Linked DNA regions of Mus musculus: all the other regions are linked to region 3. Evidence: chromatin loops called from intact Hi-C (ENCODE). Cell type or tissue: left cerebral cortex. All regions are shown on one strand.

Evidence for each region. A loop is a pair of places that touch in the nucleus more often than their neighbours do. Peaks named below come from ENCODE experiments on the same cell type or tissue, not always from the same donor. Only the 100,000 strongest peaks of a DNase experiment are listed, where the experiment ranks them.
Region 1: it touches region 3 in a loop (2.0-fold over the local background); 2 of 42 quality-filtered maps call a loop at or near these places.
Region 2: a loop joins it to region 3, with 5 times the contacts of the local background. A loop is called at or near these places in 2 of 42 quality-filtered maps.

Annotation. Positions count from the first base shown.
Region 1 is chr3:153,492,524-153,495,023 of GRCm38, reverse strand. The region is part of intron 2 of St6galnac3 (ST6 (alpha-N-acetyl-neuraminyl-2,3-beta-galactosyl-1,3)-N-acetylgalactosaminide alpha-2,6-sialyltransferase 3); the gene reads left to right. Among named protein-coding and RNA genes, the nearest start is that of Gm46831, 16 kb to the left of the region's middle. In left cerebral cortex, a CTCF peak has its summit at 1,194; DNase peaks (open chromatin) are centred at 1,213 and 1,783; H3K27ac peaks cover 457 bases.
Region 2 is chr3:153,076,569-153,079,068 of GRCm38, reverse strand. It overlaps Gm52620 (a long non-coding RNA gene), which reads right to left and starts at 798. Exons shown (of 2, transcript XR_003954593.1): 1 at 530-798. In left cerebral cortex, no CTCF peak of the experiment used is centred here; DNase peaks (open chromatin) are centred at 620 and 966; H3K27ac peaks cover 852 bases.
Region 3 is chr3:153,233,623-153,236,122 of GRCm38, reverse strand. The region is part of intron 3 of St6galnac3 (ST6 (alpha-N-acetyl-neuraminyl-2,3-beta-galactosyl-1,3)-N-acetylgalactosaminide alpha-2,6-sialyltransferase 3); the gene reads left to right. Among named protein-coding and RNA genes, the nearest start is that of Gm33066, 10 kb to the right of the region's middle. In left cerebral cortex, no CTCF peak of the experiment used is centred here; a DNase peak (open chromatin) is centred at 1,035; H3K27ac peaks cover 337 bases.

The DNA.
Region 1 (2,500 bases), 260 kb before region 3:
TCATGGGATTTGAATGTCCATTGCACATTCTCCTTGGTTTATATAAAGTCACAATTTCATTTGTAAATGAGAAAATAGGCTACACTAGACAATTCTCAAGTCACATGTTCAAAGTGTCAGGGGTGAGTTTTGAACCTGCCTCCAGAGCATCAGTTAAGGCTGGGTGGAAGATAGAGAGGTGGGGAGGAGGTAGGAGAGAGCTTACAAAGGCTAGCACCTTAGTCTGAAGTCTGGATGTTTTTTAACTAAGGGTTCAGCTGCCTGTCACTCTTCCCTGTGGGTCTGTCTTACTTGCTTGTGTTGAACTTCTGAGCCCCGTGGATCTTATATGCAGGAGTGCATTTTGTGGTGCCATTAGGAGCTATGGTGAAGACCATAGCTGGGTCAACTATGCAACTCTCCCTCTGTCCTTTCATAGTCCGGCAGAAATCACAGCTACCACGCCATTCCTGCCCTGCTGCTGATGAACTGACCTCCTGTGTCTCTCCCTATAGTTTTCAAAACCAATGGTGCTATTTTTCGTTATTTAAGTTCTGTTTAAAAAGCAGGGTGATTGTTAACTGTGTTCTTTTCCAGGTTGTACCAACGCATTGGCCCCGAATTCCCTGAATTATTTGTCAGATGGGACAGCATTTTAGAGTGAAAATATCAGTTTTCCTAAATTAGAGAGTTGGTAGGAAATGGCAGTCCGGCTTCTTGATTTTAAACTAGGTTGAGATTGATATCCTTTGGCAGGAATCTACTGAGGATCAAAGTGAAGCAGATTCTTAGGTGATAAGCTCTGAGCCAAAGGGCCCTAATGCTTACTATTGAAGGCCTGGTACCTCAGAGGGGCAAGTCTGTGCATCTTTGATATTCCTGGGAGCCAAACGAACACCAGCTGGCTTGACTGCCTTCAGTACCCCACAACTTTCTTGTTTTCCAGCGATTGGACTGTGGCCAATCTGCTGTCCAAACCAGGGTGAACCTTCCAATTCTCCTTTTCATTAAATAAGGTGCTCTGAGCCTGTTGTTGCTCTCCCCGGTTAGAGTCCAGGGATGGAGTCGCCTGACAGTGGCTGCTGTGCTTGTATAAAGTGCTGTGGCCTTTACAGGCAGGCAGACTTCACAGCATCAGTAATATCCACCATCGGATCTGCCTTAGCATATTCCTGCCACTGGGAAGCATTTATTTCTTTCATTCTTTCTTTATTTTTTTGCTTGTAGCATGGAAGAAAGCATCTTAAATTCTGTAGGCTACATAATTGTGCCCACGAGCCTTCTCTTGCAATGTGTCCTGCCCCCATAACCGTTTTTCTCTGTAAGTGAAGTTAACTATGCAGAAAGCCAATTAGGAGAATTCGCTTAGGATTCTTTCCCTAACTGTCTCTTACAGTGCATTTGGCATTACTGCCAGACAAAGATGTTCAAAATATAGCAAAATGGTCTGTATCGGCCCTTCTACTTTCTACCTTCATGTGTTAGTTGCAAATACCAGTTTTCTATATGTAAAGATGGCACCAGGGATTTGTTTGATTTGCCTCCTTAGCAGTGGTGGGAAATATTTGCACACTTTTTATAATAATTAATGATTATCCACAGATATTTGTTTATTTTTGGTAGGTTTGTATAAACAGTATAACGTTTACTGAATAATTCTGCTGTCTATGGCATCCACCATTTTCAGTAGAGAACAGCCAATAAATGAAGCACAAAGAAACTAAGTAGCTCACTGATGTCACAGAGCTGCCTTCTGTTGCTCATTCCAGATAGACCTCCTCTTCACCAGGCTGGCTTTGTTGTTCTCAGATGATCATAATCTTAGCGGCAGCTTCCTGAGTGCCTCTCTGTGCCAAGTGCTCTGCTAAGTGCCTCAAGTGGAATGAAAGTCATAGCCAGCACTTTCTTGCCAGTGGATCAATCTTATTTACAAATGAGTAAGCACAGGGTCAAAAAATTAAGTAACTTACTCAAGGTTGGGTAACAGCATGAGGGTTCTGGGAAGTGTGACTTTTTTTTTTCCATATTTCAAATCTAGTATCTAGTTGAAAATGAAATCTTGAGAAATTGTCTGGCTGACAGAGGCCATCTTTCAGCTACCAGTGATAGGGGAAGATTAACTCCATCTCCAGCACTGCAGACCATGATGGCTTGCATCCTGTTGGCAGTGTCTAATAGACATCCAAGATCCTAGTGCAAAGAAAATGTAGCTGTTAGATTCCCAATCCTCCATATATGATGGGAAAATGTAGCTGTTAGAGTCCCTGCCCTCCAATTCATGATGGGGCAGAAGCTGACAGGGGAAACTTCCTGCCAACCAGTGATTCTCAAATGGCTGGTAATCCTGAGAGAGAAGCTGGCATTTTGAATGAGACCCTTGTGAACCTGACCGTTGAATGTTCCGACTGAGGTGTGCTGTGTGTGTGTGGGGGGGGGGGGAGGCAGGGGATGAACAGCCATACAGCTTCCTCTCTTGAAGGATTACTTGTTCATGAATTCTGGGAAGAAGACTGAAAATGGA
Region 2 (2,500 bases), 160 kb after region 3:
GGGACCAGGACTGTGAAGAGCCCAGCTCATCAGCTAAGTGATTTCTAAGATCTGGAGTTAGGTGCTGTGTATAAGCACCTTGCTCTTCTTGGATAGGAAATCTAGACACAGGAGAGGCAGATAGACATTAAAAAAGGTAAAAATAGAGAAAGATATCATAGATAGATGGATAGATAGATAGATAGATAGATAGATAGATAGATAGATAGATAGATAGATAGATGATAGATAGATAAATGGATAGTTAGATGGTAGACAGATGGTAGATGGTAGAGAGATAGATGGAGACTACCTGTGTTCATATCCATGGTGGGTTTTGGAAAAGGTCCCTGTATTCTCAATCATGCCTTGTCTTTGTGTGAGGTCAAGTTAGTTCCTGTATGTGTAACCGCAGGGACCTGACTAATATAGCTCAGCAGATGGCAGGAACAAAGCACAGAAGAGAAAGGAGATGAATTTCTCAGCTAACAGGTGGCAGGGAGGGTGCGTGTGCCTGGTCCCATCCCTCCAACTTTGCCCACACACTTACCTCTACGGCCCACTCGGGAGACACATTTCCAGCTTTCTTTTTCTTTTTCTTCTACTTTTTCTTCAATGCAGAGTGAGAAACAAATGAAAGAAACAAAACATTCTAAATGATTAGTCTCTGCCAATGGAGCTGGACAGCCTCCAGCTTCCCACATAGTCACCGTCAAGCAGCTGTCCCCAAGAGCGCAGGAGGAACTGCTAAGCCGGGGAGAATTCTGCTTTGGGAGCAAGCACACGCTGGTCCCAGAAACAGAGAGGTAGAACAGTCAAGGACACAGAAAGCGGTTTTATACCAGGAAGTTTGAATGCAAAGGTTAAGCAGACCAACGAGCGGCCAGTGTGGGGCGGAGCCCACAAAAACCTCCTTTAATCTCAGGAAGAACTGAATTACTATTAAATGAGTTGATACAATTTACAGCTAAGGAAGAGGAAATACAAACTCACTTACTGGCATGTTTCCATGTCTACCAGGTGCCCATGCTGACAACAGTTCTCCCTTAAACAGACTGCACCATTTGGAAAGAATTTCATTAAATCCAGCTAGGGCCCGACCATGCCTTCTCTAGTACCTGGGTGCTTCATCTAGCCATGCCTTCTCTAACTTTCCTCCACAGTAAATAGACTGATGGCTGGTTTAGGGTTGGCTGTAAACGTGTGCTCCATGCATGGATTATGTTAAGTCAGACATACTGTGGGACTGGTCAAAACTGGAACTGCAGCTTGGGAACACCCTCATGACCATTGAGTCCCTCCCCCCCCCCCCCATGCAACCCAGAGGCTCCTCTTTCCACACTGCTCTTGAACACACCAGCATTGCTTCCTTCAGAAGACCTGTGAGCACTGGGCGAGCTGGGCAGCAGAGCTCTTGCCCAGTACGCCTGAGCCTTGAGATTCCACAGCCCCTAGCACCACACAAAAGGCACTAAGAACTGGTAAGGGGCTCGAAGACAGAGGAATGGCTATGTGCAACAGCTCGCTTCTGACGAACACAGAGCTACATTTCTGATGGACGACTGGCTGTATTCTATCAGGAAAAGGGACCCCAATAAGCACAAAGGGCTAACGGGGTTCGTAGCTAAGACGACAGGCAGTAATTTCAAAATGGTACTCTGCATGATTGATCCGCTTTCAGGAGGCCTTCCATGGCAGGGCTCTGAGAGGTCTTTTATCATTATCTCTTTCCTCTGCCCTGAGTTTTTCTGCGAGGACTCTGCGCAACTCTCTCTCTAAGCCTGGCTCCTATGTCACTTTCAACTCCCCTTCAGGGCTCAGTGAGCCCCAGTTCAATCTCCTGGGAGCACAGACTTCTTGGTCTTGCTGCTTTCCTTCTCCAGCATAATCCTGTCATGATCTTTATGTCCTCATACGTACCTGAGGCCTGTCCTTGTGATTACTAATTCCACCCCATCTCTCTGCAGTAAATTGAGCTGAGAGCCATTGAAAGTACAGGCTCTGAAAGTACTCTACCAGTGAGATATGCCCCACACCTCTTCTCTTTGGTTTCAACAATTTTGCCTTCCAAATTTTCTTTCTGCTGTGCACTTTAGCTTGGTTTGGATAGTGGAGGTCCTCAGCTGACCTTTCTTTCTCTTTCCAGCTCTACTGCAACAATTCTGACTCTGATGTAGTAAGGATGCTGCCAGTGGTCTAAAGGACATTTCATTCATTTCGAGAAAAGGGTGAAGGGGAAAGTTCCCCTTGCGTGGTATTTTCTTCCCACACCATCATAACAGGAGTCAGGAGACCAGCATTTTGCAAAATCTTTCAGAGCAATATTATTTCTAAGGATTAAACCTAAAGGGAATTCAAAGTCAGCCATAAACAGCGAAGTTAAAAGGCTTGTTAAGTCTCTCCTGCTCTGATGTACTTGAGTCCTAGCTTGCAAGGAAGCTTCTGATGTATAAAGAGGCACGGGGGGATCTCAGAAAATACAAACTTTTAGTCAGGCGATGAGCTTCAATTTCTATTTATC
Region 3 (2,500 bases):
AACTTGATAGATCTGAAATATTTACTTCCCACAGTAATGCAGCTGCTTCTGCTTCCTCTGCCTCTGCCCTCCTCCCATGGCTGTGGGTTCATTGCACCTCTCCCCCTTGTGAATATTTTATGATTGTTTATTTCCAGACATTTGATAGAAGAAACACTATTAATACTTCTCATTTCTTTTTTCATTAGCTGTTCCCATTAAAATAAATTCCTTGGTAATTCTCTTCCGCATGCAAAGAACCGAAAGGTTTCTGTAAGATTTCTTGAAATTTTTAAGAAGCTTTTGTGTTTCTGCCAGTTGTAAAGGTAGTATTCCCGACATTTCATGTTGCAAAGGAGCTAAGTGTTCTGTAAAAAAAAAAAAAAAAAAAAATACCCTCATTCTAAAAGGAAGACTTACCTGAAATATCTTAGCAATTATAATAAAATAGGTTGCTTGATTATTTTATTGCTCCATCGTTTCTCATCGTTTCAGCTATTGCATATCAATGAGATCATGATCATTAAAATAGTTTTCAGAATTTACAATTTTACATCGTATATATTCTGTCTATTCTCTCATACTGGAAAACTTACCTAGTGGTAACAGAAATAACTTGCCATGAAAATGAATTCTGGAGCAAAGGTTAATTCTTAAGGTATATCTTATAGACTCAATTTCTACCTTCAAAATTCTTATCATTAAGTTATCATATGAGGCTGTCAGGTCTTTGGGAAAGAATTAGAATAGGATTAGGATTAGATGTACAATAAAGGAAGACAGCTCCGCCCCACCCCACCCCTGCCATGAGTGAGAGTAATGTCTTTGGAATGAAGAGAGAGCTTTCTTTATTCTTTTCCATCTCAGCATGGAAGGACACTACAAGATGTCAGCAGTGTGCACACTGAAGAAGAAAGCCCTTACTAAAGCACAGAGATCAGGCACATAGACCTCCAACCATAGATTTTTGAAAAATAAATGGCTGTTGTTCCTAAGACATGTTGCTACAGCAACCTGGGTATCAGACTGAGAGAAAACAGTCTAGAAACAAGATCGCTTTCTCCTGTCTCCAGTGACGTCATACCAGCCTTACTCCTGTCTGTATTCCAGCCACCTCTGGGTACACACAACTTGATTGGAACTGATAACACAGGATTGTTGCTCACCTTCCCTTGCTCCTTCCCCTCAAACAGTGTTGGCTCCCAGGACATGCCTATGCTTGCCTCAGCAAGTGTGTGAGGCGCTCCTGACCCCACGAGTGCTTCACTGTGCTGACTGAATCAGGCTGGGCCTGCCTTGAAGTGTCTGGCTGGGACATTGTAGAACACATCAAGGTTATTATAAAATAAATGCACCAAAGCAGTATTTTTGCCAGCCTTTAACTTATGAATATGGATTGGCTTTAATAATTAGATTAGAACACTACTTCAGAAGCCATTTATCTAATGTATTTTTCCAAATGCCATTTTGCTAAACACTTTCCTGAAAAGGGATGTCTACAAAATGCACACAGTGCACCATGGCTGGTACACACCCTACAGAGACGTCTCTGCCAGGTAAACAGAAGGTTCACGTTCCGCCTTGGATTCTTTTCCCATTTTATTTCCTAGTGTTCCTTAGGACATTACTAGAGCTCTAGGAAGACTTAAATGAGATGAGCAGGTAATTTAAAGGAAGTGTGGGTTATTTTATGATCAATAGAGAAATTGGGACATTGGGTCTTGGTTCCAAAGATGTAATTAAAGAGTAAAAGCATTTAAACCATTGGCTCAGGAAGCAATAGAAATTTTTTGCCAGAGTTTAAAGAGAATATTAAAAAGAGATGAAGTGCTGAGCGTGGTGGTGCACGCCTTTAATCCCAGCACTCGGGAGGCAGAGGCAGGTGGATTTCTGAGTTCGAGGCCAGCCTGATCTACAGAGTGAGTTCCAGGACAGCCAGGTCTACACAGAGAAATCCTTCGAGAGTGTGTGTGTGTGTGTGTGTGTGTGTGTGTGTGTGTGTGTGTGTGTGTGTGAGAGAGAGAGAGAGAGAGACAGAGAGAGAGACAGAGAGAGAGAGAGAGATTAAATCAGAAGGTAAAGAAAGCCTATTTACATGTGTGACAGTTCTACTATGGGCTAATGTAAAGTCCAGACAAGGTCGTGTTAATCCTTAAGATACTTTAACATGGGAGAGGTGTTCCCATCTGCAAAGACACTGCCTAAGATGGGTTCCTAGTCTTTCCTGTCAAGACCCCAGCAGTGAATCGATGGCCCAGCTGGCACTCAGGCCTGGCCATGACGAAGAACAGTTGAAGCCTGTCTCTCAAGGCTGTGAGGAAGACATACACAGATACTAGTGAGCTGGTGACAGCGTACTGCAAAGAGTGAGAAGTTGGGGGATGAGGGGCTTCAGAAAAGAGAAAAATAAGAAGAGGACCCTAGCTGCCTACAGACTGCAAGCTAAGGATTACTCAGAGTACAGGGAACAAGCCGAGAGGGAACAACCATCAGGGCCACTTGGATAGAGATGGAGACTGAA